2 separate regions of the Homo sapiens genome follow, and region 2 is linked to region 1. Evidence: chromatin loops called from intact Hi-C (ENCODE). Cell type or tissue: psoas muscle. All regions are shown on one strand. Region 1 holds the start of LOC124901749 (a long non-coding RNA gene). Region 2 overlaps EXOC4 (exocyst complex component 4).

Region 1 (5,000 bases):
GTGTGTGTATATATATATAATATATATAATATATATATTATATATATATTATATATATTATATATATTATATACATATTATATATATTATATATATATTATATATATATAATATATATATACACATCTCTTTTTTTTTTTTGGCGGGGGGACAGAGTCTCACCCTGTCACCAGGCTGGAGTGCAGTGGCGCCATCTCAGCCCACTGCAACCTCCGCCTCCTGGGTTCAAGCGATTCTCCTGCCTCAGCCTCCCAAGTAGTTGGGACTACAGGTGCACGCCAGCACGCTCAGTTAATTTTTGTATTTTTAGTACAGATGGGGTTTCACCATGTTGGCCAGGATGTTCTCGATATCCTGACCTCGTGATCCACCCGCCTCAGCATCCCAAAGTGCTGGGATTACAGGCATGAGCCACTTCGCCTGGCATCGTTTATAATTTTTAAAAGGTCTGTAGAATAATAACAGTAACACCTAATTCCATCTGCTGAATGCCTAGCACACTAGGTTCTGTGCGCATAGGTATAGTACATGTCTCCTCTCATCCACAGAACTATGTGCTCAACCACCCTGAGCCTCTTAAACCATTTCCAAGATATTCCTGTTTTTAATTTCTTCGTGTCTAGTGTCAAGGTGTAATCTTTGATCTAAATAGCTTGCTTTTCCTTCTCTCTGTTAACCTCTTCATCCTCCATGACTTAGCTTATATTACCAGAGTCTGCATGGTGGCTGTATTCTCAGTAAGATCATTGGGAAAATAGTCTGATACTAATGAAATATTTGAATGAAGAAAAAACATCATGTTCTATCCCAACATAACTTCTTTTAGTTCCATACCCTCCAGCTCTTTTCCTCATGCATGTGTATTCTTATAAAACCACTTGTACTATTTTGTATTCTGCTTTTCTCTTACACAGCATATTTTTTCATATTTCCATATAATTTTCATAATTATCATTTTCATCATAAAAGCAATGTTAACCCATTACAGAAAATAAATCAACCATAATTACTATCTTGATGACACTTAACTGCTTTTTTTCCCCTAAGTACTCATGTTACAATTTAAGGTAAAGGGTGGGGGTATTTAGCTGAGGAAGCCTAGACTGTCACTTTTAATTTTGATAATGTTACTTTTTCACAAGAGTTCCTTCAGATTCACTTACCCTCTCTGATCTTTCATTATCTCACCTGTAGAAAAGTGTTGAGCTTGATCATCTGTAAGATTATCTCAAAAGTCCTGTTAAGCTGTAACTAGTCTGTGACTCTATGATACTCTGAATGTTATAATCCTCTCTAATGTTGGTAATTCTTCACCTTTTTGTGTCATATACCCCACTGAGAATGCGGTGAAAGTTTTGAATCCTCCTCCATTTAAAATTGCCACTCTGCACAAACACATATAATGTTTCATGCAATACCATCTGGGGATCAAGAATCTTTTGCCCTAAGCACAGGAAAGAAAAATTTATGGAAATGACATAGAATTCAGAAAGTATTCCCCACCTAACAGGTGGGAGACTTTATGTGGCTTATTTTACTCTAATATTATGCAACCAAGAAAGTAGAAAATTGGAAGATATTCTGAAAAGCATGTATAAAACACATTGCAAGGTTACATAAAATAGTGACAAAAATGAGTTCAATATATCTGGATCTGATCTGATTATTTAGTTTAGGAGAATCGCTGTTGTCAAAGATGGTGACTCTGGAAATGCTAAACTCAGGCTTCTAGAATGAGAAGGGGAAAATGGGCAAGGTCACGATGGTCTAGCTGCTTTTTAAAAATATGTATTAAGGGATTGAATATGTTTCCTAGCTTCACTGTATATTATTAGAAAATCTATCTGTGAAATTGGTTGTTCGAGATTTCGTTTTCTGTGCGTAAGTGGCTGTTCAGATGCTTACATGCTGTCTTAATACCGAAGATGCCATCCTTTTTTCCAGGGCCCTCTTCTTACATGGGAAGATAGTGGATCCTACTTTAAAATGCGATTATAGTGGGGAAATAATATAATGTTGAATGTGAGCCATTGAACACAAATTGCATTTTATGGCTATAGTTAAATGGCTCAGGATTGTTCTGCTGAGTTAAGGGAGGTGGGAGGAAGTAGTTTTAGGAAAAAAATATGAAGCATCTTACTTTTAAAAAAATGCAGATTGTGTTTGCTTTGTGATTTTGATGTTTAAAGGAGTGTCATGAGTATGCTTCAGCTTTGGAAGTGTCCAGGTTGAGATGAGAGAGAGGAATGTTAGACAGCCCTTTTCCTGAGGGATTCTGAAGTCAAAACTACTTGGTGGATTCTTCTGAGAGAGGCCTATGCCGTGGAATCCCAAGTTGGATTAAATTATGGTGAAAAAAGGACAATAATCCCACAGTGGGATATCTTCCATTGTCCGTGCAAAACCCTTCTATATTAACATTCTTGCAATACTGCAGGACTGGATAAAGACAAGGTATTCGTATATCTGGATTCACCTAAATATGTGTTTGTTCAGTGACCCCATTGGCTCCTCGTCAGCCCTGAGTGCTATTCATATGACAAATACTGTGTGGGTGCTTCTGTGTTTATAAACTCATTTAATCCCCTTAACACGCCTATGAGATAGTTACCTTACTATTATTATCCCTCATTTTTAAACAGATAAGGAGACTATCTTAAAATTTTTAACACAATTTGCTTAAGTTGACACAAGTAAATGGGAAAACAGAGCTTTGAACTCAGGATGTCGAGCTGCAGAACCTGCTTTCTTATCCAGAGGGGTTGAAGAAGGATCACATTAATGGTTGCTTTTATTTTTTGTTCAGTTGGGGGAATTTTGAATTGCTAGACTATTTAGGAAAACATCTTTATTGGGATTATTAGTAAGTGTGATCCAGGCAGAAAGTCATGAAGCTAATATGAAATAATGAAATCAGTGCATAGTTTATTTATTTTATTTTTGTTTTTGAGATGGAGTCTCGCTCTGTTGCCCAGGCTGGAGTGCAGTGGCGTGTCTCGGCTCACTGCAACATCTGCCTCCCGAGTTCAAGCGATTCTCCTGCCTCAGCTTCCTGAGTAGTTAGAGGCACGTGCCACCATGCCCGGCTAATTTTTGTATTTTTAATAGAGATGGGGTTTCACCATGTTGGCCAGAGTGGTGTCGAATTCCAGACCGCAAGTGATTCTCCCACCTCTGCTTCCCAAAGTGCTGGGATTACAGGCATGAGCCACCGTGCCCGGCCCATAGTTTATTCCTTGAATTGAATGGTTACTTATTGAATGCTTATGATATCCCAGGCCCTAGGGACAGAAAGATGATTAAAGGCTAGGTCTCAATCCCTGAGGAGCTCTCTGTCTGGGAGAAGCAGATATACAAATCAACAGGTACACAGAGTCACATATACAGATGCCATGAGGGCACTGGGGATGAACACGTGTTCTTTGTTTCACTTATATTTCGAGAATGCATATATATTTTTGATAAGTAAAATAGACACATGCTATATAGTTATACACTGAAAGTGTGTATGTGTACATCATAGTTTCATTAATTTTTCTTGCCAGACAACCAGATGATTCTTTATTAATCTTTGAAGTTTAATAACCTTACTAAGATATAGCTCTTCCCCCTGCCCCCCAGAGATACAGCATGCCTTTTTAGTCTGTAGACTACAGAGGACAAAGATCATGTTATTCATAAGGGGAAATCAAGAATTCAAGTGCTTTGGCAGTTTCAAGTGCTTAAGGAAAAAAATGCTGAAATTTTGAGGTGTCTCTAGAGGGTAAAGAGGAATAAGGAGAGGGACCACTATCATGTGGACAGAGTAGACAGTTTTAAATGTGATGAATTTTTTTGGATTTAGGGATTGCTCCCCATGCCAAAAAACCCCTACGGGCACACCTCCTAGCCCAGCTAATTTAAAACAAACAAACAAACCAACAAAAGAATTTTTTTTTTTTTTTTTTGTTAGAGATGGTATCTCACTTTGTTGCCCAGACTGGTCTTGAACTACTGGCTTCAAGCAGTCCTCCTGCTTTTATCTCCCGAAGTTTTGGGATTACAAGGATGAGCCACTGCACCTGTCCAGAATCCTTTTTCTCATGGAATATTAAACTAAGATATTATTTCTCTGAGCAGTCATCTTTTAAAACTCAAGTGGATCTGGGAGAGGCTACTAAATGATGATGAGATGATGATGGTAACATTATGATGTTTTAAAATAGTACATAGCTGCACTGTGTCTCAGGCACAGATCTACAGTGGCTTTCCAAGTACAAGTATTATCTCACTTAAAAACAGCTGTCCTATGAGTGTCCTCATTTTGCAGATGAAGAGATTTTGGCTTAATAGATTTACATAACTTTTTCATGGTTACATGACTAGTAAATGGCAGAGCCAGGATTCAAACCCTGATAGTATGACTCTTACCCCCACTGCATATAAAGTTGTCATTAGATACTTGCCACCTGGAATCATGAATTGACTCCTTTCCTGTATCCTCTATGACAGCAAACTGAGAGAAGGTCCCTGCTTAGTTGGAATTCTGATGGAGGTTGAGGGAAAAGAAGAAGGAGAAAGGTTATCAGTCCTTGGATGTTGGGGGCGTGGGGGTGGTCAGAGTTTAGGAAGGAGTACAGTAGAAGAAAAGTAAGATGGGAAGGCATTGGCCTACTCACCTGCTTTCCAGTTTGGGCTAGAAGCAGTCTCAGGTATGAGAAAAGAACATGAAAGGGCTACAGAAAAGAACTGAGAAGGAACAGTGTGCAGGTGAGAATTCAGTTTTGACTCTCCACGTCAGCACGAGTTTGGCCAATGATGAAATGGCGTAATGAGTGAAAATCCCTTACTGGCAAAATCACCAGAAAGTAAATTCTGTTTTTAGGGGTGCTGTTGTGCTGCTTAGTTCCGTGTAATCAGGCTACTCTCTTGGGACAGCCATTGTAAACACTGCCTTCCTGATAAGGATATAGCAAGTTGTATAGAGTCAAAGCCAATTTGTTTAACAGAGCCATTCAGAA
Region 2 (5,000 bases), 50 kb after region 1:
CTGGGAAAACTTTGTGAGTGACTTAGTTTTGAAGTGGTCCTTGAAGAAAGGCTATTGTGAAAATGATAAATTTTCAAAACTCCTCTTTAGCTGATTTGCCACAATTTAGAAAATGCAAGGGAACAGTAGAAATAGACCACATGATCATTATAAGAAAAGGCATGAACTTAAAAAAATACAGAGAGTACATGGAACTCAAAGTTTGCTAATGAGTAGAAGTAGAAATAATGTTAGACTTATTTCTTGAGTTTCTTACCTACTGGATACCAAACAATGTCTACATGAAAAAGACATGTTCCCTCTTTTCAAGATATTTTAAAACTAGTAGGGAAGACAGATACCTCCATAGCAGAATTCTGTGGACTCAGGGTGGTGTGGTGACATAGTAAAAGGGCATTCACCATACACGTAAGGGAGAAGGGCCTCTGGAGGAAGTGACATCTAAGCTAGTGGCCACAGGACAAGTGACAGTCAGGAAGGAGATAGGGGGACAGTGTTCTAAATAAACGAACCAGCTTGTACAGAGACTATGCTGGAGGCAAGAGAGAGCAAGGCATGTTTTATGAAACTGCAAGGAGTTCTAGATTCTTTGCTTTAATGAGATTAACCAAATAGTCATATATTTTATAAGTTGAAGGAAGAAGGGATGGAAGAAGGAAAAATCAGTTAGGAGATTATTTTAGGGAGGCCTGGGAAAAAGTTTTGCCCTATTTTAATTCTGTCTATTCACCTGCGTCATCTCATTTTGTAAGAACCTGAATTAGTATGTGAGTGTTACAAATGGAGGCACAGGAATGTCTGTCTGAGTTCAAGCATTAAACTACTTGAACACTATTCATAGCATGTGCTAAGTGGGTGATAGCTCCTGGGGCATAATTCTTTCACTGGGGGTGCCTTAGACCTGGAACACTAACATAGTGCCTACCTTTCAGCATAAGGAGTAATAAATAGTGAAGGGGTAAACAAGTAGATAAATGTATGAACTTAAGATTTAATATAAAGAGAATGTCTATACATCTAGAAGCTTCTTGCATGAGTAGCAAGGCTGAAGAAAAAGTGAAAGATGATTTTTAAGCTTGAGCTTAGGTAACTGGAATGATGATGACACAAAAATAGAGAACACAGGAGGAGAGAATTGAAATGATAATGGGAGTGCAGCAGCGAAGAGCTCCATGTTGGACATAGTTTGAGTTATCAGGAGGACATCATTTGAAAGTATCTATCAAGTGATTGGAAATGCAGGTCAGGAGCAAGAAGTCAGGGCTGGAGATAATATTTGTTGTATTTTTAGAGAAATAATTCAGTCTTTGATATATTCAAATGCTTATATTTAGTAATATTATGGTCCTCTCCATCCACACAATGTCCCAGTACCTCAGCACACACTTTAGGGTTTTCAGCATGGACTTAAGTCTATTGATTGTCATCCCCTTGCCTGCCCACCTCTGGAGTTCTAACCTTACGGGTGAACCTTTGAGAGGCTTTGATATTAAAGTATGTTGGATAGCGTGATGAAGTCTGGCATGGTCTCTGGAGACAAACTGTCCAAGGTCAAATTTTGGCCCCATCCCTTGCTAGCTGTATGACCTTGGGAAAGTAACTTTGCCTTTCTGTGCCTTCGTGTCTGCTTCCAAATGGCAATTATAAAAGTACCTAACTTCATAGTGTTATAAGGAATATGTGAAGCAAAGCATGGTGATTACTTAAAACAATGCTGGCCTATACAGTTGGCCCTCAGAAAACACTGGTTTGAACTGTGCAGGTCCACTTCTATGCTGATTTTCTTAAATAAATACGGTCGGCCCTCATATCGCAGGGCTCTGCATCCACAACCAAATGCAGATCGAAAATACAGCATTCACAGCATGTGAAATCGGAAGATATGGTGGGCCGACTTTTCATATACGCAGGTTCTGCAGGGCTGACTGCCGGACTGGAGTGTGCACAGACCCAGATGGTCTTGGAACCAGTCCCCCAGGGATACTGAAAGATGACTACAATAAGAACAATAAGAACTGTCAGCTGTTAATGTTACTGCCATTTTTTCAGCTGCCCAGTTTTATCACATGTAAAATGGAGATAGTAAAAGCACAGTCCTCATAGAGTGTCTGTGAAAGTCACATAAAAAAGAATCCATATAAAGCTCTTTGATCAGGACGTGGTAAGCGCTCCATGGGTTTAAGCAATTATTAATACAGCTCCTACTGGAATAGCAACAGGTAGAAAATTTGCCAGATTCTCCTGTGTCTTGCATTAGAGTCTCTGAAGGTCAAACTGATATGGGGCACCTAAAACAGAGTATATTTAATACGTGACACATAAGTTTCCAGGTGTATGATGGATATTTTGAATAAATTGCAGTTTTTCTTGGAAATTTTTCTGACAGCTTTATCTTCTGAAAAAAAAATAAAGAAAGAAAGAAGAGGGTATTTACCGTAAGATAAATTGAAAGGATAAAACCAGAATTCCAGACCTCTTGGAAAAGCAGGATTATTATTTTGTTCTCTGAGTTTTATGTCAGCATCCCTTATTTATTTATGCAATCTTTGGTTTAAAAAGATTGTTTGATATGAAGGGTTAGAGTTTAAGTCACTTCAATTTCCAAATTATATGCTTAAAAAATTTAACAGCTGTCGTTTTTAGAGAGGCTTACTTCATTTTACCTAAAGTGCTTTTCAGTCTAGAGGGAACACTTAACTGTAGTCACAAATCACTTGCAATATACTCATGGTAAGATTTTTTTAAGTTAAATTTGTTTATAAGCCTGCAGCGTCCAAATTTTGTAGATAATATTCTTTCTCCCTTTATTTAATGATTTTTACCTCTTTTCTCCTCTACTTCCAGACATGAATTGCACACATTACAAATAAGAGCACCCAAATCCCTTTTTATTTGATTAGTTCAGCAAATTGTCTCCTACGGGTATGGGCTGAGGACATGATTGGGCTCTGCAGTGATGAGCTTATTTTGTACTTTTACACAGAAAATCTTTATATACAAAAGGCACAGATAGTAGTTACACTCAGCATGAACAATTACAGCTTGTTGGGAGAGAACCTCTTCCTGATGTGCCAATGGCTTACTCCCATGAATTAAGAGGCAAACGTGCTCCAAAGTGCATTAACCTTTATGGATTTTTTTTCGGTTTTCATGTTCCACTGATTTATGGTCTTAAATATGCCTGTTGCTGCTGTTTCTGAATGAGTCCCTTGTAAATCATTTCTAAATGATCTTTTTCGACTCAGATAATACTAGTGAGTTGAATATATCTCAAATCAATTCCTCTGAGGCTTCTTTCCTTCTTTGCCTAAGTTGTTTTCCAGTTTGCTCTGTGTCTTAAAAGTCATACCTGAGAGCAGTTGAGAAAGTAAGAAATATATCTTAAAGGAGCCCTGTTTGCTGGGGGCGCCTTCTTTCTGCAGACTGAGTTGTTTCCAGCCTTTTGCATGGCCTCACTTGGGTTTGATTCCCAAAGCCCAATTGTCATCTGAGTATAGCTAACGGGTCATAGTTCTTTGTACAAGGATGGGCCCATGTCTGGGGGTGGATTTTATTATGAGTTGTAGGTTGATTTTTTTTTTTACATATAAATCTACCATGGTAGGGATTTTGAATATACTGTGTTCTCATAAATAGTCCATGATTTCCCTTAGAGTGGTGTGCAGAAAGTGTCATCAGAATGCAGGACTCTGTTATTAGTGCTGTTTGCCATCTTTGTACATGGGCCCATATCTCTCCTGAAAAGTTCTGCATTTGACAGTTAGTGTTTCATTCTCATTCTGGGTCCAAAGATTATTTCAGTTTGCTGGATTTAGGGTGTTTCATTCTCATTCTGGGTCCAAAGATTATTTCAGTTTGCTGGATTTAGGGGGAATGTGCATTTTATTTTCTCTTTGTAACTCATGTATCATTCATGCTACAGGCTTGTTTTTACTGTTGTTTGCATTCTTTACATAAAACCAAAACTCAAAATCAAAGGTACAGAATTCTGATGCAGATCTGTGGCTTTTGTAGCACACGTAATTCATTCATGATGGTGTCACAAACAGTATGTCACCGTTTATTGCCAATTAAAATTTTAATGCATGCTTTTATACACAATCTGTGTCATATAACAATATTAAATGTGACAGTAGAGGATTGGCACAATGAGGATGGGACCGTGTGGACTTACTTTTGATCATGCAAAGCTTCCGCAGACCTGTAAATGTCATGCAACTTTTCACATAGAAATCTTGGACTAAAATGGAGATGAAAGAGTTCAGATTCATTTTTTTAGTCTTTATTAATAGGAGAGATTCAGAGCTTCTCAGTAAGGATGGTACATCTCTGCAGAGTCAAGACTAGATTAGAAAACATGTAAGAGGAAATGATATGTTGAGAGATCCTGCAAAATGCAGAAGTCATAAAGGATAAATCACGCGTTTCTATTGGTTGTGATACATGGAATCAGCAGGAAAATTCCAAGACCTCCCAAATATCTATATTAATGTGTACGTTATTCATCCTAAACTACCAAATTATATGTAATGATATACAGCAAAGTCAGGAGATAGCAAAGTGAAAAGTTTATGTTGTATGATACAGAGCATATATAAATGTACACATTAAAAGACATAATTAGCAATAAACAGTGATTCACTGTTTGTGAAAGAGTCATGCATGAATTACTTGTGCTCTAAAACCAGAATCCTGAATTTGAATATTCTGAAATTTGTACCTTTGATTTTGTATTTTGGTTTCATGAAAAATGAATGATGTGCTCTCATGATTAGACTCAAGTTGCGCATTTTTAGCAAGAGTAACAGAAAACAATACTGTGTTCTTCTTTATATCATATCAGAAGGCACATGATGTCCATTTTGTCCCATTATTAGTGATGCTGGCCGTCGAATTTTAAAAGCTTTTTAGGATATGAATGTAAGGAATACTTATTTAATAAGCAATTATTTTTATTCAAATAAATAAAACATCACTGCTGTCATTGCAGCTTCTACAAT

Evidence for each region. A loop is a pair of places that touch in the nucleus more often than their neighbours do. Peaks named below come from ENCODE experiments on the same cell type or tissue, not always from the same donor. Only the 100,000 strongest peaks of a DNase experiment are listed, where the experiment ranks them.
Region 2: a loop joins it to region 1, with 5 times the contacts of the local background. A loop is called at or near these places in 2 of 110 quality-filtered maps.

Annotation. Positions count from the first base shown.
Region 1 is chr7:133,755,216-133,760,215 of GRCh38, forward strand. All of the region lies in intron 10 of EXOC4 (exocyst complex component 4), which reads left to right. It overlaps LOC124901749 (a long non-coding RNA gene), which reads left to right and starts at 377. Exons shown (of 2, transcript XR_007060533.1): 1 at 377-5,000. In psoas muscle, no CTCF peak of the experiment used is centred here; no DNase peak of the experiment used is centred here.
Region 2 is chr7:133,805,194-133,810,193 of GRCh38, forward strand. All of the region lies in intron 10 of EXOC4 (exocyst complex component 4), which reads left to right. All of the region lies in intron 3 of LOC101928861 (a long non-coding RNA gene), which reads right to left. Among named protein-coding and RNA genes, the nearest start is that of LRGUK, 320 kb to the right of the region's middle. In psoas muscle, no CTCF peak of the experiment used is centred here; no DNase peak of the experiment used is centred here.